Regions from separate parts of the Homo sapiens genome. Here region 2 is linked to region 1. Evidence: chromatin loops called from intact Hi-C (ENCODE). Cell type or tissue: heart left ventricle. All regions are shown on one strand. Each heading gives the region's core, and the rest is flanking DNA. Links, peaks and the distances in the headings are about the cores only.

Region 1 (10,719 bases), core at 1,860-9,859:
ATTTCTAATGGCAAATATCTGGCGAATGTCATAATTATGTCTTTAGTGGGAATGAGTAAAGGACTAATATGTTTAACATTTGAATGTATAAAAATATAGATGCTTAATTTGTGTATTTTAATACAAGAAGAATTTTATATAAATAATATCTATAATAAAAAATACTATCAGACATACCTAAACCTAAATAAAAGCCTAAAGAAGTCTACATATTTATATTTAATCAGCATGCTGATACAACTAGTTATCTAAGTGAACCAAATATCATCAAATATATCTGAAGTCATATGAGGTCATTTATGAACTACAAGTCTTCTTCCACCTAATTAGCTTACAGTTGACCTTTAGAAAGTGGTACTTAATTGAACAGAAATGTTCAGAAATATGTTCTGAACTTGAACTTAGCACACATGAATAAACAACCAATGAAAAAGATTATATTGCCACACTATTTTGGAATCAGGGCATAAAATATAAGTCATAAAGATAGAAAAATGATGTTTTGGAAGTACCTACCAAATATGTGGATGAATTATGTATTTTCTATAGAGCGATATATATCTCATTAATGAATATAAATATATCTATGCACACAATACCCACATGCCAATTTATGCATATGTGTATATGTAGTGTGAGGTAACAGATATATATATATATATATATACAATTTAATGTCATGTAATTAAAGATAATGTGTAGTATTCTGTCATAATATAAAGGAGTAATCTTTATCTATGAAAGACTTCTTTGGCTTTAAATACCTGTCTTTTAACATCACTCATATGTGTCATCTTTTCAGCCTTTGCCTTTTCTAACTTAAATCATTTATCTATTTACTTCAAATTTAAATGGAAGTTGCCTCTGTATAATTTTTTGTAGTGTTCTAAGCTCATTAACATATAGTGAGTATCTTTGGAATTAACATGCAACTAATTACAAAAGGTGTTTTAACATAATTTGTATTTCTATAATTAGAATGATATGCACTTCAAAGAAAAGATGTAACTTCAGAATTTATAAAGTATAACTAAATATATAAGAAACTTTATTTATATAACAGATATTTATTGTACATCTACCATAAAAGTATTTTCCACACTACTCGAAAACCTCTGCAGACAGAACATACTGAGAATTCCATGCCATTATGGAGCTCCTAATTCTAGTAGTGGTACACAGACAATACAAACAGACATAATAAGCAAGAAAGTTATTTTTAATGTTAGAAGCTTACAAATGTTATGCAAAAAAAAAAGGATCCAGGTAAGTTTAATAGGGTGTTCTAGTAGTAGAAGTGGAAATATTTGATTTTAAATCAAGTAATCAGAGTCAGTGTCGATGAGAAAATTGTATTTGAGCAAAGATTTGAAGGAAGTGATGATAGATTTTTAGTCATGTGGCTATCTAGTTGGCAGCATGTTCCCATCTAAAAAAAAAAAGGCATAAAGCAGCAGAGTACCCAAATATGTTCATGTAATGGAAAAGAGGCTAGAGTTCCTGCAGGAGAATAGCAGGGGATGAGGTCAGTAAAATAACAGGGGTAAAAAAGCATACGATCCTGTATGCATGAGAGGACTGTAGCTTTTACCAAGAGTGAAAAGGGGACAGATAACTTATTTTTGAAGAGACAACTAAAGTGAACACCCACTTGTATAAAAGGTTATTCTGCCTGGTGTGTTGAGTAGAGGAGAACCAGGGAAACCAATTAAAAACTCACTGAAATATTTCAAGTGACAAAGGAGCATCATTTGTACCTTACTGGCTTTGCAGTGAAAATGATAAATTTGGCCAGATTTTAAAAATATTTTGAGAGATTTCATAATGGGCTAGTTACATATGAGAGACAAAAAGAGGAGTTAAAGATGATGCCAGGGTACTGGGACTGAGCATGTAACAGCATGAAGTAGTCATCAGATGAGGTGGAGACAATAGCAGATGTACCAGCTTTGTTGGTATCACTGAGGGTGCTACCAGGGCAATGTTAAATTTGAGGCACTTTTTAGGTATCCACATAGAGATCAGGAGTAGGCAGCTGGATGTTCAAGTGTGGAGTTCAGGAGAGAGGTCTGAGCTGGACATAGGTATTTTGGAGTCACTGACCTATGAATGGTATTTAAAGCCTTGAAATGCATGAGACTGACAGGAGAGTGAGGTGTGTTCAATAACTGAGAAATACCTAGGACACGATCCTATGATACTTCAACATTAAAAAGTGGTATAAAACAAGAGACTCCAGTAAAACAGACAGAGTGACAAGTTAATTAGGATAAAAACATAATGCCAAGTAAAGAAAGTAATTCTTTTTTTAAAAAAGGAGATAGTGATACACGATGCCAAATGTTTATTATAGGTTAACAAGCTGAGAGCTTAAAATGACCATTGAATTTGTCAAAGTGCAGATCATCTATGGCCTTGACATGATGAACTTCAGTGAACTGGTAGCAATGAAAGCCTGATTGGAGACGTGTAGGAGAGAAAGAGTGTTGAGGAACTGAAGATACATGGATGGTTTTGTAGAAAATGTGAACAGAGATATGTGAAGGCAACCGACGTGCCAAGATTGGTCGAGGGAATACCTCCTTTTTTAACTTAGAAAAAATAACTGTATATTCGTACATCTTGGATGATCTCACATCAGAAAAATAATTGATGATGTACAAGAAAAAGAGTAGGGAATGTCTGGAGCAATGTCCTTTTGGTAGTGACAGGGATAAAAACTAGAGTTCAAATGGGTAAATACTGCCTGATGTCCTTTACATAGAGAGATGGAGAAGTATTATAGACTCTTCTCTTTTCCACATGAAAAACAGCCTTCACAAGATGAGAATTGCTTGAAAAACTATCGTCTAACTTCTTTCATCTATCAAGCTTCCTGTCTATCATTCTTAAACCTCTCTAAGTCTCTATCAACAAAGATTAATGTGAATCTTAGGGGAGATTTTCTCCAGCAGGGAAAAGATCTGATGCATCAAGCAGTTATGAGGATTTACAGGCAGACTTCTGGCCAGTGAGCCTCACTAGTCAACCTCCAAAGTGCATGCATATATGCACATGCACACAAACACATGCACAAACACACACAAGCATGTGTACTGATTACTTATAAGACGCATTTCTTAGAAAGGAGAAGGCAACAATTCCTAAATTTCTGGAAAAGTATAAAATCTGAAAATGGATGCATGAAGAAATAAAGAATCTGAATAGTCTCTTATCTTAAGCTAAGACTTCAACAAGGCCTTTTGACCAAAGGCTATCATCTCTAAGTCTCAAGGACAAGTAATTAGCAGCAATTCATACAGGATGTAGGTGGAGGAGAACATGTAAGCTGCAAAAAGGGATCAAAGGAGATCTCACAGAGGCACCAAAAATGTGCTCTCCAACACTAACCATAAAGATACCAAGATGGTAACCAATAACTTGCCATCACAGAACCCAATGATTTTACAGTTAAGTTCTACCAAATGTTCAACTTTTGCTGCAGAAAACAGAAAGAGATAGAAAACCACTAACTCATGTTATGACTAAAATAAAATAACCTTGATTCTTTTTTCTTTTTTTTTTTTTGAGATGGAATCTCACTTGTCACTGAGGCTGGAGTGCAGTGGTGCGATCTCGGCTCACTGCAACCTCTGTCTCCCGGGTTCAAGCGATTCTTCTGCCTCAGCTTGCCGAGTAGCTGAGACTACAGGCACCTGCCACCACGCCCTACTATTTTTTGTATTGTTAGTAGAGACGGGGATTCACCATATTGTCCAGGCTGGTCTTGAACTCCTGACCACGTGATCCTCCTGCCTTGGCATCCCAAAGTGTTGGAATTACAGGCATGAGGCACCTGGCCCTGTCATAACCTTGATTCTAAATTTGGTAAAGAACAATATGAGACAAAGGAAAACACAGGCTCAATTTGCTCAAGAACATAAATTTGAGAAGCCCAAATCAAATACTAACTATATTCAAAATCACATTAAAATATTGAAGTAAGATTTATGCCAGAAATTTAAAAATGGTATACAATATGTACATATGCTCTAAGAATGGACACATATGCTACTCTACCCCCAGCTATCACAAATGCAGAGTGATTAACATACTGGAAATCACCATTTTTAAGTAGTTTCGTCTAGTCTCATTCCCTCTTACAACTCTATGATCAGACTTCCTTGCTATCACTTCACTAAAGCTCATCTTATCTAAGTCATGGATGATCTGCACTATGACAAACCCGATGGACAATTTTAAGCTCTCTGCTTGTTAATCTATAAGAAATATTTGGCATGGTGTATCACCATCTCCTTTTAAAAGTTTTTTTTCTTTACTTGGCATTATGTTTTTATCCTAATTCACTTGACACTCTGTCTTTTTTACTGGAATCTCTTGATTTGTACCACTTGTTAATGTTGAAGTATCTCAGGATTCTGTCCTAGGTGCTTCTCAGTAATTGAACACATCTCACTGTAGGTGTGTTCAATAGATCAGTGACTCCAAAATGCCTAAGTTCAGCTAAGACCTCTCTCCTGAATTTCACACTTGAACATCAACTGCCCACTCACATCTCTATGTGTATACATAAAAAGTGCCTCAGATTTCACATTGCCCCGGTAGCACCCCTAGTGAACCCACCAAACCTGCTTCATCTGCTACTGTCTCCACCTCATCTGATGACTACTCCATTCTTTTACATGCTCAGCCCCAGCACCCTGGCATCATCTTTGACTCCTGTTTTTGTCTCTCATGTTACTGTCCAATCATGAAATCACTCAAAACATATGCAGAATCTGGCCTATTTTTATGATTTTCACTGAAAAGCCAGTAAGGTACAAATGATGTTTCTTTGTAACTTGAAATACTTCAGTGGGCTTTTTTGTTTGTTTGTTTCCCTGATTCTCCTCTATTCAACACGCCAGCCAAAATTACCTTTCATGCAAGTGGGTGCTCATATGGTAGATCACCATACCGTTCAGTGGTTAGAAACAACAAAATAGATATGCATTCAGCACCATAAGTAGATGGTTAAAATATAGTGCTGAAAAAATAGAAAAGAAAAATCTATAGCAAATAGCAGTTACAGAAAGTAAAAACATACACAGCTCTGTGTATTTAGCAAAGTTATGTAAATATGTGCACATCCAGGGACATATATTAAGACATTAAAGTACTAATTTGCCCTTGAGAAAGCAAAGAATGAACATGGGGACTGGAAAGGAGGAACATATTAAATACGCGTACCTAATAAAAAAGAGAAATTTGTGCTTACAGGCCAATCATGATAGGAACTAAGAACTGAAGGCTATAATTAACTCAACTCTCTGAATGTGGGTTTTAAACAAAAACTGAAATGATATTTCCTACCTCTTAGGGTTATTTGAAGATAATTTTAGAAAATGTGTTTAAAGGGCTTAGCACAGCTTGGTATATAGTGAGTATTAAATAAGGGATAACTATTATGCTTTTGTTATTATTATTGTTATTATTATAGCTGATTTTTTTAACTCTCCCTATTAGGTACTTACATAAATGTTTGTTTTGCTCCAAAAATTACATATCACATAAAGCCATTAATATAAGCTGTAACTCACTTTTAGAAATATAATGTGAATTTTCTTGATCATATTTGAACACTGTATTGGCTTTCCTAGGACTGAGAAGGAGGCCAGCTGGAATAGGTTCACTTTTAAGTGAAATAACATGAGTGAATCTTCATTAATTTTTTTTCCTAAGTCTTCAGACAGGTTTAGAAGCTGGAAGTTAAGAGATACCACATAATCTGATATCATACTGGATTTCACTCTGGAGTTCCTGAGACTGGGGAATGAGACGAAGAATAAATAGCTTTGTAAATTCTATCCGTAATCAAAGCTGATTTGCTGCAGGATAATTTTTAGAAAAGCAAAACCTGGAGTCTTACCCCCGTCAGTCAAAAATAATATGATAAAGCAATTCTCTCTGATGGGATCCATGCTGGAAGAAATCCCAGATAATACAATGAAACATTTCCCGGAGCAGAGAGCTTGGTTCATTGTGCCAAACAATGGCTGGATCAGTGGCTATTATTGGAAAGCAGGCCTGCCAGCTTTGCTTTCTGGAGGCTGTCTGCTGAGAAAACAACTGCTGCTCAGTAATTAACTCCTCCCAAATGTCAGACAAGGAAGCAGCAACAGTGACCTCTTGTGCCACTCCCAGTCCCATTTCCCCATGTTCAAGCCGGTGTTTGCGTTTTCTAGGGCTATTACTAGACATGTACGCATTATTGCTGCTGGTCTCACAGGCCCTTCAAGTAGGCACCCTCCCAGTGTTCAGTTATTACTTTGAATGTGCCTTTACTGAAAAAAAATCCAAGCACTGAATAGAGTGAATACTTACTATTTTATAAGCAATTTTAATAAAATTGGGAGTAATGAAGGTGGAATTGAAGAAAGGAAGAAAATAAGATTAAAGAAATGATGAAGAAAAACAGGATTTCATGTCCTTAGTGTAGCAATTTTAGGTGGTTAATCATACCGGATTTGAATTTAGAAACACTAGTGGAATCTTTCCTTTCCTCCTTCCTTGTATAATTAAGTTAAAGTCTCTACATCTTAGTTTATTCAGCTGTAAAACTGTGCCCAGTGCTGCTAGAATAATTAAATCAAAGAAAATGACATTATCTTTTTAGACTGATTATCATAATACCCAGCACAAAACAGATTCAATAAATAATTTATATTTACTATAATTGTGAACTAAAATTAACAAATATTATTACCAATTATATGTAATATACCATGTTTCTTTTAGTAATAAATAGCAAAACAACAAGAAAAATTATTCCTACTATTACTACTACTTGGGTAATAATTAGGGTATACTCTCTCCAAGGCATAGTTAACACTTCTGCCCCTAAACTACTATTTGCCTTATCAAGTATTTTTTTCCCAGTGGCTATGAAAATGCATTAAGATGTCATTCATATAGTATTTTCTTTAAATTCTGCAACCTAATTTTTGGTCAGTTTACACTAGTTTTCAATATATTCTACTACATCCTTAGAGGTAAATTGACTACGAAACAGATTTTCTTCAATTATCCACTGTGTAAGTCAGATGTAACTGATGGCTTAGTCAAAGAGAAAGCAGTAAATTGTCATTGATTAATTCTGTAAATAAGTGATGAATCTATTATGTCTTAGGCATAATTTGTGTCTCCTTCACAGATAATCCTGCAGTTAGGTAAACTATAGAGGCTGCAAAATTAATAATTACAGAAAAACAAGATAAATTAAGATAGACATATAAATGATAGATAGATGCAAGGATATTATATATAGATAGGTAGATAAACTGTGAAATCCCAGTGGGAATGATTGGCTATTTAGAAATATAGAAAACATTTTACAATCTGCGATGTTTGAGACTGGAGGGGCTGGAAATGTTTACAAAGAAGAAGAAAGAGAATGATGATCAGAGGGGCAAATGTGAAAACATCAGAGCAGCATAAAAGAATCAAACGGATGAGGGCTTTATGAAATTCTTGGACTGAGCTTCTTAGTTTGCAAGTTCCATCACACATCAAGTAACTATTAAGCTGTATCTGGGTCTCTCACTGAATGGAGGGGATTTGAGATGCAGTTGACTAGTTGGCATACAATTAATAATTTTTTAGAAATTTAGATAAATGTTGACTTTGATTTTTCCTTTTTAAAAAAACCTCTGTGGCCAATATTCTCTTGACATCTCCCATGTTTTTGTAGGTCTAGGTAAGTTAACAGGCCTTAGAAACTGTACCTAGAATGCTTGATAGACAAAAGCATGCCTGCATATGTGCAATAGAGTAGAGTGGGGAGTGTGGCTAGGTAGTGAACATAAAAGAAGTACCCTGAGAGAAATCTTAAAAGGAAGACTGGTTTCAAATTATGAATGGCACAATAAAGTATTTTTTAAAAGAAAAGCAAAGTATTAGGGAGATCAAATTATATAAAGAATGGCTAAAGTATAAGGTAGAGGGATTAATAAAATGGAAAAAACATTGGAATACAAAAGAACACTTGAGAGGTTAACACAAAACTCTAAAAATATTTTATGATTTTTGCACTATTTCAATAGCTATGAAGACAAAAATATTAGAGAACCAGAATAATACGAGATGTTCCTGAAATTTTCAGTATTGTTTGAGAAAATTTCAGCCATATTTACTTTGGGAGTACACGTTGCTGCATACATCTCTCTAAGTTTCATTCCTGACAAAAGATTAATTCAACAATAATCACACACACACACACACACACACACACACACACACACACACGGCAAATTGAACTGCAACTGTGTCTGTATAATTGAAAGAATAAACAAAACCACTAGTTACCCTGAAGCTGCAGGAGATTCATACATTATTATAAATGATGACCGTCATCTAACATATGCATCATTAATGAATAAACTAAATCTTATGAAAAACTAGTTTAGTTTGTAAAACACATATAGGGTATATGTTAATACCACTATTTATATAATTCTTACCCAGCAGAAGATTAAAAATATTTATTAAGAATATAAATGCCTTCTACCAATTATTATAAATCTGATAGGAATTAAAATTAATTTACATTTATTCATTTATTCACATATTTGTTGAGCACTTATTGTTTGTTCCACATTTTCAAATCCTGGCAATAAAAAAAAAGGGATAAAGATTCCTCTTTTCATGGACTTTATGCTGTAGAAATAAAATATTTAGCATATTTTAAATATTTTAAATAAAATGTTTAGCATATTTTAAAGGACTATATAAGTGAATTTTATTAGGATGCTTCTATGTTCCAAGTGTAGACTTTTCTAAAAGGTCTATGATAGACAACTTTTACATTTAAAGGGAATAGACGAAGTCTGCTCTAAAATAGAAGGGGACTTATACTAGTAAAAATTCTATATATTTGGATTTATATATCTATCTATGTATTTTTTTCAACTTTAAACAAAAGAGACTCAGTTATTCAAATAAACGATACATTTTACAGTATTTCCTTTTGTTTCTCACAAAAATGCTATAGTAAATTTTGGATATTAAATGATATACAAAGCATTTTTCAGGTTAAAATGTGTCTTTATAAGCAAGTGTTGGATTGCATCTTAACACACTTTTTAATCTCAGAAATCTCTTCAATTTCTGAATACAAGTTAGCTCGGAAATATTTTTTTTAGGTTAGAGAAAACTGAATAAAATAAAAATCACATATTGAATGAAGAGTGGTCAAGTTTCTATCCCACTTTGAAGTTAGCTCATTAGCTCATATATATATGCAGTCAAAAATAACCATGTCTTTGTGTGTGCATTTGTTCAAGACATGTAATAGGAAATATTGCACAGATATAAGAGTAAGATAATATTATAACAGTTTATTAGAAAAAATGTATTTCAGCATATTTTTATCCCTAATAATATATTTTAAAATAGGAAAAAGTTTTTTAAAATCCTAAATAATGAACAATGGCTTCACAGTATTTAATTTTAAAATCATAAAATTTTTTTCTTAACAATGTTATCTTGCCTCATTAAAAGTGTGCCTTTGTATTTAAGTATGCTTTGTCATTAAGAGGATAGAAAATAGGTTAAATTTAAAAAGCCAACTCAGAATGACGAAGAACCAAATACCACTATAGTATTAGGTGTGTAGGTTGGTATACTCATACATTACTGCTAAGTAGTAGTAGTACAACCCGATGAAGAGTAGTTCTTAATGTTCAAAATAAAAAATCCACGATTCATTTCACCCATCAGTTCTATTTCTAGTGCCACTGAAATTTTGAAAGGAATTGCATTAAATTTGAATATTATTTTGAATTTGGATATCACATTGGGTAAGCATAGACATTATAGTAGTATTAATTCTTCCATGAACACAGAATACGTTTTTACTTATTTATGTATTCTTCAATTTAATTCTCAATGCTTTACAGTTTTCAGTGTACAAATGTTTCATTCCCTTTGTTAAATGTATTAATAAATATTTTATTCTTTTTGATGCTATTATGAGATTGTTTTACTGATTTCATTTTAGATAGATAATTATTGGTGTAAAGAAATGCACCTGATTTTTATATGTTAATTTTGTGTCCTGTAACTTTACTGAATTCATATATTATTTCTAACAAGGGGTGTGTGTGTGTGTGTGTGTGTGTGTGTGTGTGTCTGTGTGTGTGTGTTGTGTATAGAGTCTTTAGGGTTTTCTACATATAAGATTATGTTATCTGCAAATAAGGATAGTTTTACTTCTTCCTTTCTGATTTAGTTGCCTTCTATTTATTTTTATTGTCTAATTGTTCTTGCTAGTATCTAGCACTATGTTCAGTAGAAGTGACAAAAATGGGCATGCTTGTTTTTTGTTTTGGATCTTAGAGGAAATGCTTTCCCATTGATTATGTTAGTTGTAAGATGTTTATAAATGGCCTTTATTAAGGTGAGGGAGTTTCCTTTTGTGCCTAATTTAACAAGAGACTTTATTATGAAATGATGTGAAACTTTATCAAATGCTCTTTGGCCCTTATTGAAATGATTATGTAGTTTTTTCATTCTGTTAATGTGGTGTATTACATTAATTTATTTGTGTATGTTACATAAACCTTGTATTCCAGAGATGAATCTCTTCTTGTTGCAATATGTTCTTTATATTTCAGAGTAGAAATCCTACAGACTGTCTACTGCCTTATAAACTATCAGAGCACTGCTAAAATAATCCTTTTT
Region 2 (10,719 bases), core at 841-8,840, 57 kb after region 1:
CAGTGAATTTTTGTAATAATCTATGACATATATGTTCATGTCGTTACGATGTATTCATTTATATGACCAAACTTGGGTTACAAATCACATTCAGTTTTCCTTAATTCAGGGAACTTAATATCCTTTTGGTCAAATAAACCACAGGTCCTTCTGGATTTTTCTCATAGTACATTATACACATACAATGCACAAATAAAACTTTCAAATTCCTTTCACTCATTTTAGAAAGTAACAACTTAAAGAGAATTGGAGCATAAGACATTTTTCTGGCCAGGAAATTTTATAACTTCTTCTGAGTATGGCAAGGAGTATCAATGTTTCCATTGTTGCTTTAAAGCATTCATAGTTATGTTCATTAGTAAAATTGTCCTCACAGGTTGCTAAACAGTATGAATCCAAAGGAAATGTATGTAACACTGAAAATTAAACTGTTCGAGAAAGCCATGTTCCTATATATATTGTGCCTATTTAGTCTTAACTCCAGCATTACTTTTTTTCAATTGGGTCAAACTTAATTACATCAGCAGCCTTGTGTGATCAATACAACAATATTTTTGTCCTTTTCCTTAGGTTTCAACAAATTTAATAAGCCTTGAAGGTTGCTGAGTTTGCCAACTGCAGTAAATGCAAAGGGTATATGTTATACTAAATCCAAAATATTTTGAGAATCACAAGTAATATAAAGTGTGCATCATTTTCCCCCAGTAGAAGCTTGTTTTTAATAAAGAAGAATTTTGAAGTGGCTCTGCCTTTATTCTGATTGTGTATAAATGTTTTATGTATTATGTGTTGATCTGAAGCAAAGTGCACACTGTACATCAGCCACATTAATCTCTTTGTATGTGAACAAAGATGAGCAAACAAGTGGGTGATTGCAATTGAAAATAAAATATAGGAAAGGTCAGGATCCAAGAGAAAAAAAAAAAAACAAAAACAACCAACCAACAAACAAAAAGCTGAAACCTGGCAATGATCTGAAGTATGATTTAATAATTTCAGACTGAATGGGATTATTGCAATTTTCTAGAACAATATGAATAAAGCAATCATATTTTAACTCCATATGCTAGAATGACTAGAGTTATACTGATAAGAAATCTACCATAATGTATATCATCCTGTAGATATTTTATTCCATGATGATATGTATTCTAGCCTATGAGGCATAACAAAAAATGGAAGGCCGAGCACAGTGGCTTATGTTTGTAATCCTGGCATTTTGAAGGCTGAGGAAGGAGGCTCACTTGAGCCCAGCAGTTCAAGACCAATCTGGGCAGCAAAGCAAAACCTTGTCTCTATAAAAAAAAATAATAAAAATAAATTAGCCAGGTGCAGTGGTATGTACCTGTAATCTAAGAGATTACAGAGAAAGGCTGAGAGTGGTAGGATCACTTGAGTCCAGTAGGTGCAGGCTGCAGTGAGCCATGATCACGCCACTGCCCAATGTATGTGACACTGAAGGATAAACTGTTGGAGAAAGCCATGCTACTAAATGTATTGTACTTACTTAGTCTTAACTTCAGCATTACATTTTTCAACTGCGTCAAACTCAATCACATCAGCAGCCTCGTATGATCAGTATAACAATATATTTGTCCTTTTCCCTGGGCTTCAACAAGTGTAATAATTTAAATTAATTAATTATTAAATGAGATAGGGTGACAGAGTAACAGAATGAGACGAAAGAAAGAGAGAGAGAAAGAGAGGGAGAGAGAGAGAAAGAAAGAAAGAAAGAAAGAAAGAAAGAAAGAAAGAAAGAAAGAAAGAAAGAAAGAAAGAAAGAAAGAAAGAGAAAGAAAGAAAGAAAGAGAAAGAAAGAAAGAAAGAAAGAAAGAAAGAAAGAAAGAAAGAAAGAAAGAAAGAAAGAAAGAAAGAAAGAAAAGGAAAGAAAGGGAAAGAAGAAAAGAAAAGGAGTACTGACACATAAACAGAAGACTCTCCCTACCGGGAGTCGGATCAACCAATGTTGTTTTGTTTAATCATCATTGTTGCAATATAGTATACACATCACTAAGTGTACTAGGGACATAACTCAAAACGTCAGAACAATGATCAGAACATCAGAACAATGATGCTGAGAAACATCATAAAGATGAATTGAGATTGTGCAATACTGTTACGACTAACCATTTTTTTTCCTCCAAGAAGTTGTTTACATTTATATTGTCATTTTGTAGTTTAATAAAAATGTAAATGCCACTGTGAGTGAGAACAATAAGGAAAACAATGAAAGAAAAAAAAGAAGATAGGTTCCCCAGAGCACCTGAGCAACAGATGGCAAGGAAGATGGCCTGGGTCCACCGAGGAGGTTTTAGCACTCACATTGCTTTGCATGGGTGTTTGAAAGTGGAAATCACCACCTCTATTCCAGAGGCAACTGAATAAAGATGTATTCTTAGTTCAAACACTGTAAAAATGGCCTAAAACAGTAAATGGGAGTAAATATATATATATATATATATATATATATATGTGTGTGTGTGTGTATATATATACATATGTATATATATGTATGTGTATATATATATACTTATGTGTGTGTATATATATATGCAACAGTATATTGGGAGAAGTAACAATGATAAAAATTTCCTTTAGCTCCAAGGTAGTCATATTGTACTTAAGCACTTTATTTCATTTTAACCCTACTTGTGCCCATCCTTGATATTTTCACAATTTACAAATTGGTAATAAGGGTAATGTGGTGATGCTTAAATTGAAAAAAAAAAAAAAGAAACAAAACAAACAAACAACAACAAAAAAACAGTGCTTGTAAGAAGAGGGAGACCTTGAAAGGTCTGTTCCTTTAAACTAGTGCCGGGTAAATGCAAACCCTGTTGTGGATCTGACTACTAGATGGCAAACTGACTTTTAAACTCATCTTGGAAACACAGATGTAAAGCTGGTGTATGAGTATTCTTCCGAACCAACAGGGTGTGTATGCACACACACAGAGACTGATTTTAGGAAATTGACTCACAGGATCATGAGGGCTGGCAGTCTGAAATCTGCAGGGTAGGCTAACAGGCTGGAGACCCACAGAAGTGTTGAGTGGCATTCTTGAGTCCAAAACAGTATGGAGGCAGTATTTCTTTAGGTTGGAACTGGTTTTGAATAGGTTCCTTTATTGTGGAACCTGTTTAATAATTTAGAGGAGTTCCCAGGACTATTGCGTAAATTGCACTGGGTGGTACATGCACAGGTGTATTGTACTGGAGATTAGCCAGAGAGAGTACTGGTGTGTACTGCAGTGGTTCTCAGACCTGGCTGCAACTAGGACCAATGGCAGAGCTTTTAAAATGTACCAATGCCAGCCCCTTTTCATCAGTCTTATTTAATTTGAAAGCTTCCCTTGTGATTCTGATGTGCACCCAGAGATAAAAACCACTTTTATGGGAAGTAGAGGTGTCTAGAAATAATTAGGAGAAGTATATCATCTCTCATATGTCAAGATATAAACTTGAGCATTGCTCAAGTTCACAGATTTACTATATAGTATCACATTGTCTTGAGTATTTGCCCGGAGCTACCAGAAACATTCCTAGATGTAGGTGGTACATCAACAAAACATAATTCTTTCTCTGACATTGATTTTTTACCTAATATAGAGAACAGTTTGTCAAAGGATCTTTTAAGTGAAAGTAAAATTAATACGATGTAAAATCCATGCTATTCAATGGTATTTCATATTTAAAATAATGTAATACAAGAAAATTCTAACATCTACAAATCAGTTACCTTACATTTTCTGAGGGGAAAAAACTTGTCACTGCTTTTACGATATCAGCGTCACTGAATGAACTTCATTGTATACATTTATTACATGCCTACTGTGAGCTCTGCCTTTCCTTAGACAGTGGGGGTATAATGATTACCTCTAGAATACCTGCCCTCTGGAGCTCATCATTAATGGGGAGCCAGCCAATACGAAAATATGCACAGAGATTACTATTTATATCATTTATTTCCTAATTCGGTGAACTACAAACATGGATGAAGTGATGAAAATCAACCTGAAAAATAAGTCACATATCAAAACTGAAAATCAAAGTATACTAGAGACAGCTTAATTAACATAAATAAAACCTATCAATAATCTATCAGATATCTACTTTGGCCTAACTTTTATGTTAAAATTCATAGATCATATAGAGATAATTCATTTTATTTAAGGAGTTTAATATCTAATTGGAGGTAGCAGAAATATTATGTGATGATCCACAATAAATAAATAATAATAATGGTTACATTTGTTAATCAATTACTACATATTAAACACTTTCAGCGCCTACATCCGCTGACTCACTTAATTTTTATAAAAACATATGAAGTGGTAACTACCATTTTGCCGATGAGGAAATGTGTAAAATTTGTAAGGGAATTGCTCAAGTTATACAGCTAATCCCTGGTCAAATTAGAATAAAAATAGAAGATAAGAAAAATTGGAATGGAGAAGAAGGACTCAAGAGAAACGTCTGGCATCGAAACGCTGACTTGAAAATCACTCACATAGAGATGACCATGGAAGATACAGGAAGGAACTGAAATCACCTAGGAAAGAATATAACGGGGAAAAAAGAAAACAGTTCCCATTCTCCCCAGACCCTTTTTCCACTCTTATTCTCCCTACTTCTTTCTAGCGTCTCCCACTATGGGCAATCTTTGTCAAGTGTATTACCCAAAACACAGCACACCTATTTATATCTGCCAAGAGAGAAAATAGTCTTTTTTCAGAGATGTGCTCTTTTTCCCTTTCTTGCCCATACTGAATGCTCCCTGATCTATCCACTGGGAGCCTTTCAGGCTGCTCTATCTACTGGCTCTCAGGACATATTTCACATCACCCTTGTTTTGCTCAAGTTTAGTTATTTATAGGCGTATCTGTCATTCCCAGGGATTGAGTACACCCTCAAGGAGAGTTCCTCAATTATAGGTATTAATTTATGAGTTATTCAATAAAAGAATGAATCTCTAGCTAGGGCAATGCCCCAGTTTGAAACAAACAAAAATCCAAGCAAATAAAATGAAATCAAAAACCAAAACAGGAAAAGAAAAAAGGCAGGCTGAGGCTAGTTCAGTAAGACTGTGTTCCTGGCAGCAAGATTGGAGCAGAGACAGAGTTGCTGTACACTCACTCCCATGAGAGGAAAAGGAAACAGGAGGAAAAGAAAAGCCTGATCTTGGCCTGACTTTTTTTTTTTTTTTTTTTTAACTAGGGCATTGCCCTGGTTGGAGATTTATTCTTTTAATGATTAATTTGAGACCAAAATATCTACAAAATGAATATTTTATAAACCTTCACTCTCTACAGGTTTAATTATATATTTTAATGTCATGGGATGGATGTTAGCCATATTTTATCACTGTTAGTTAAACCATATTTAAGTTCCAGTAAGAGAATGGCAGAAATAAGCAGGATATTTTAAACTCCAATTGTCTCTCAGACATGAACAAAGCTATCAGAAAAAGAGCAACAAGTTTGACTAAGAATTAAAAGTGAGGCTGGGCGTGGTGGTTCACGCCTGTAATCCCAGCACATTGGGAGGTCAAGGCAGGCGGATCATGAGGTCAGGAGATCGAGATCATCCTCGCTGACAGGGTGAAACCCCGTCTCTACTAAAAATACAAAAAAAATAGCCGGAAGTGGAGGCGGGCACCTGTAGTCCCAGCTACTCCCGGAGGCTGAGGCAGGAGAACTGCTTGAACCTGGGAGGTGGAGCTTACAGTAAGCCGAGATCGCGCCACTGCACTCCAGCCTGGGCGATAGAGCCAGACTCCGTCTCAAAAAAAAAAAAAAAAAAAAAAAAAGAATTAAAACTGGTCTGCCAGGACTTCCTTCCATCCACCCGATGGTCGTTTCTTAACTGAGAGAATCATATCCTCAAAGAATAAATGTGGATATTTGTGAATTGTCAGAAATGTGTTAGTAAACAAGCAGTTTCTCAAGAGCAGGGGGGAAAAGTTAGTGACAGAAATATGTTCAAACAGCTTTATTCCTAGGAATGTGCTTCCTCAGAGAACACTAAAATCATTCCTAGAAAGTTGCCCAACTTTTACAACTCAGATAAGTCTGCCTAGTGACTTTTCGTTGTCGTTGTTGTTAGGGCATTAGATCACAAGAAGGAAAGTAGAAAATGGAATTTAGAACACTTTGATTTCTTTTCAATCATAGTTTAAGCTAGGATTGGAATTTTGAGCTGAAAGCTAATTCCTGAGTAGCATTAAATTTCCTACCTCCTTGCAGGGAAAGGCCACAATATTCTTAAATTTTAACTTGTGGGCGAAAAATTGCAAAGCTAAAATGGGTTTTGAGGTCTGTTTCCTGCTGTGAAACATAGATTATAGAACTTACTTTGATTCTAAAATAGAAATACATTTTTTTATCTACCATAATGTAATTAAAGCAAATGTTTATCTGAACAGTCTAAATAAAGCATTTTGGGTTATTGTTAATTGTTATCCTCTGCTACAGATTTTGTCTAAGGTTTAGTCTTTAGTGATAACATAATAAAACACCTGCTTTAAAAAATATTTGAATTTCATTTGAGATTTATAGGTGGTATTCAAGCCAATTAATGTACTAACAAATTAACAGGGTTTTTTACTTGCTCAAATTTAAGAAAAACATTCTACCCTGAACTATATCTCCAGCTTTAAAGCAAGAGAAGAATCATAATACTTATCTCTTATTTTCACACACTGTCACCTAATTAATTCTTGAAAAGCTTGGGGAATTGTGCTTTGATCCTGTTTTTAAGTTATCAAAATTAGCTTTATGTTCATCAACTATGGGCTGTTAAAACATCAACTGTCATAGTGAAAAAAAAGTGTTTTTTTTAAAAGAAGCATCTGATAAATTGGAATCAAATTAACGTTTTAAGCTGTCATTTTAGGAAACAAAAAATCAAGAAACAATGAAACAGAAAAAATATTAGGTGGAGCTACAGATCTACAAGTATTGAAATCCAAGGACAGAAGAAGAGTGGCTTATGGATGATACAATAGAGAAAAGGAAACAAAATACAGAGGCAACAGGTAGCTTGAAAGAAACTAACACCTGTATTGAAAATTTACATTTCCCTGGTTTTGCCATATTTAGGTATTAAAATATATTTATAGCTTTTTGTGCGTTAACTTGCAACAATCTGCTTTATGATTATTTTCCATATTTTTAAGCAAATTGTTGAAAAATATTTATGTATGTATATATGTATGCATATATCTGATCTGAGCAATAACTAATAATTTTTATAGAAATACATTTCTAATTTTTTCTAAACATTGCTGTTTCCCTTGCCAGTATGTTAGAATTGTTTTCATTACAATCTGTAAGGATATGCTTCATTGTTTATATTGCTATTGAATATTATTGAATATTGCTCAGTTTTATATAATTATTTTCCATTAAGGAAATTTAACTTGTGTTCTATTTTTCCCCTTAAAATTAATGCTGTGAATGTTATCATCCCTATAAAGTTAAATATTTTCAAGATTTCCACTTCTACTTAAGGGGTTTTCATTTAACTATTTAATTTTCAAGAATAGTATGCATATATTTTACATCTCAGCTGTTTATTATATTGCCACAACCATTATCTCCCAAATTGTTAATTTTCATTTTCTCAAAATTTTAATAATGTTACTTACGGTTTTTAGTATTTGTGCCATACTTAGAAAAGCCAATATATAAAATTAAATATTAAATTTAATATTCTAATTATTACACTAAAGCAGTATGTATTCATCTTTCCTCCTGGTGTTTCATGGATTTGTTTTTTCCACTTTTTAAAAATATTGTAATTGCTTTTTTACCTAGAAAATATTATGGCTTAAAACATCAGATATGAATCTAATTTTTTCTCTTTTCTCTAAATAGTTAAGTATTTGGTAGATGCAGTGTCTCATGCCTGTAATCCCAGAACTTTGGGAGGCTGAGGCAAGCAGATCTCTTGAGGTCAGGAGTTCGAGACCAGCCTGGCCAACATGGTGAAACACTGTCCCTACTAAAAATACAAAAATTAGCCAGGTGAGGTGGTTTGGCCTATAGTCTCAGCTACTCGGAGGCTGAGGCAGAATCTCGTGAACCCAGGAGGCAGAGATTGCTGTGAGTCGAGATGGTGCCACTGCACTCCAGCCTGGGTGACAGAGTGAGAATCCCTCTCAAAAAAGAAAAAAAAAAAGGTCAAGTATTTGTCCCTACCCATTTATTAAATAGTTCATTATTAGCTTGATAAATGAACAGAAATCCATATATTCTTAAATTCTTCCTTCTATTTATTTTAAGTAATTTATTATCATGATAGTTTGATTAGTATACTTTGATAACAGTTTTTTTAAAATTGCCTTTAGTTTTTAGGGAGGTGTTAAGTTCATAGCAATTCCATGCAGAAGGCTTTTATGCATAGCCTCTTTTACTGTCAACATCTCTTTGTTGAGTGGTGCATTTGTTATCATTGATAAACCTACAGTGACACGTCAAATGCACCCAACGTGCACGGTTTACATTAGAGTTGACTCTTGCTGTTGTACATTTTATGGGTTTGGGCAAATGTATAACAACATGCATTCACAATCAGACTATCATACAAAGTTGTTTTCACTGTCCTAAAAACCCTCTGTGCTGCACCAGCTCATCCCTCACTGTTCCCTAAACTCTGATTTTTTTTTTTTTTACTATTTCCATAGATTTGCCTTTTCCAGAATGTCATATGGAAGTTTGGAATCTTAGAATATGTAGCTTTCCAAATAGGCTTCTTTCACTTTGTAATATGTATTTAAGTTTCCTCCATGTCCTTTTATGTCTTGATGGCTAATTTGTTTTTAATGCTGAATAATATTCTGTTATATGGATATACCACAGTGTGTTTGTCCATTCACCTACTAAACGATATATTGGTTGTTTCCAAGTTTTGGTAGTTATGAATAATGCTGCTTAAACATCTGTACTGATTTTAGTGTGAATATATGTTTTCAACTCAACAATATGTTTTAATAGCTCATACTGTTACTCTTTTTCCCCTAAAGTTTCTTGACTAAATTTATAGATTCACATATACAAAGTTTAATTTTACTTTAATGAGTATAAAAGTTGTGCTCTTTTAGTTTATTAGGGCTTATTAAATAGCCTTTAGTTTGTAGAAAGATTTTTATTAAGAACCAACATTTTCAAGAATAGAATAATGTAGAATGTGACAAAAATCATATAATTTATGAATAAGTCATATACTGTATAATCACTACATTAACCATGACTGGCTAAGTTTACGCAGGGACAGTTCATGTTCACATTAATTGTTAAAGAGTTTTCATTATATTATTAACTGATTAAAATTTGTAATGTTTTTGATGTTTTTATCTGGAATATCATTGCCCTCCATTACTGCCATGGCCTGATGAAACCACATTCTGGTTAAATCCCTGTTGGCTAGTCTGGTCTCGAACTCCCAACCTAAAGTGATCCACCTGCCTCGGTTGGGTAGTTAGTTTGTGAACACAGGAAAACAGATTATTTTTTCCAAATTGAATAACTGAATATTATAGCGGAAGCTATTGATGTTCTAAACAAGGTCTCTTTGCCCACGCCCACCTTGCCATTTACTTGCAACTGTGAGATACAGTTTCCCCAAGTTCACAACTTCTACTTAAATCTTTGCCTCTCCCCTTATATGCAGGACTATTTTTGCTGTAACCTGGGGATCTTGCCCATTTCAAATGAGCCAAACTAAAGTTAGATGTGTTTATGCCCTGGGAAAAGTGAAAGGTGACTCACGGCCAATATGGAAGGAGGATGGTGGTTTTATGCCCAGTTTCCCCATCGTCTGGTGAGATATTCTGAAGCAGGCTACAATAGGGTTTCTCAGAGTGTTCTCAGTTCATTTGAATTCCAGATTTTCATAGTGGTAACTTGCTCGTTAGTACAACCTACTGTTTGTCTCCATTCTCTTACTTTCCCTCTCTCTTTGTGCTTTCTGAGATCATCTCTGAAATAAATTAACTATAGCCAAGTAATTTTTTAATCTCTGCTTTTAAAGGAACCTCATCTAAGGCATGTATCTATTAAATTTGCTTATATCCCATTTAAATTAAATATTTTTTTCAGATTTCTCTACAGTGCCAATTATGCTTTCAACTTAATCAGGAACATGTTGAGAATAATAAGTTTTTCCATTATGATTATGTTTCTTCACATTTCTCCTAGTTTTTAATTTCAATTTTCATTTTATGTATGTTAATGCTATGCTATTTGGAAGAGAGTTCTTCAGAATCATAGTTTTGAATTAGCTTTTTTTTTTTTTTTTTTTTTTGAATGGCTACCAGAATCCTGACTCTAATAATAGGTAGAATCCAACATATACATTTGAAAAGGAGAAAAAACACATGAACTTTTTTTTGTTGTTTGTTTTGAGACGGAGTCTCGCTCTGTCGCCCAGGCTGGAGTGCAGTGGCGCGGTCTGCGCTAACTGCAAGCTCCACCTACCGGGTTCACGCCATTCTCCTGCCTCATCCTCCCTAGTAGCTGTGACTACAGGCGCCCGCCACCACGCCCGGCTAATTTTTTGTGTTTTTAGTAGAGACGGGGTTTCACCGTGTTAGCCAGGATGGCCTCCATCTCCTGACCTCGTGATCCACCCGACTCGGCCTCCCAAAGTGCTGGGATTACAGGCGTGAGCCACGAAAACCTTCCTTGAAAATCACCAAGTTTTCTTTATTAAAAGGTAA

Evidence for each region. Hi-C counts contacts between places; a loop is a spot of excess contacts. Peaks named below come from ENCODE experiments on the same cell type or tissue, not always from the same donor. Only the 100,000 strongest peaks of a DNase experiment are listed, where the experiment ranks them.
Region 2: it touches region 1 in a loop (2.2-fold over the local background); 2 of 110 quality-filtered maps call a loop at or near these places.

What each region holds. Positions count from the first base shown.
Region 1 is chr10:55,404,638-55,415,356 of GRCh38, forward strand. It overlaps a transcript of PCDH15 not described here. Among named protein-coding and RNA genes, the nearest start is that of PCDH15, 610 kb to the left of the region's middle. In heart left ventricle, for the core only: a CTCF peak has its summit at 6,166 (motif pointing left); no DNase peak of the experiment used is centred there; H3K4me3 peaks cover 278 bases; H3K27ac peaks cover 920 bases.
Region 2 is chr10:55,462,184-55,472,902 of GRCh38, forward strand. It overlaps a transcript of PCDH15 not described here. Among named protein-coding and RNA genes, the nearest start is that of PCDH15, 670 kb to the left of the region's middle. In heart left ventricle, for the core only: no CTCF peak of the experiment used is centred there; no DNase peak of the experiment used is centred there; H3K4me3 peaks cover 427 bases; H3K27ac peaks cover 1,319 bases.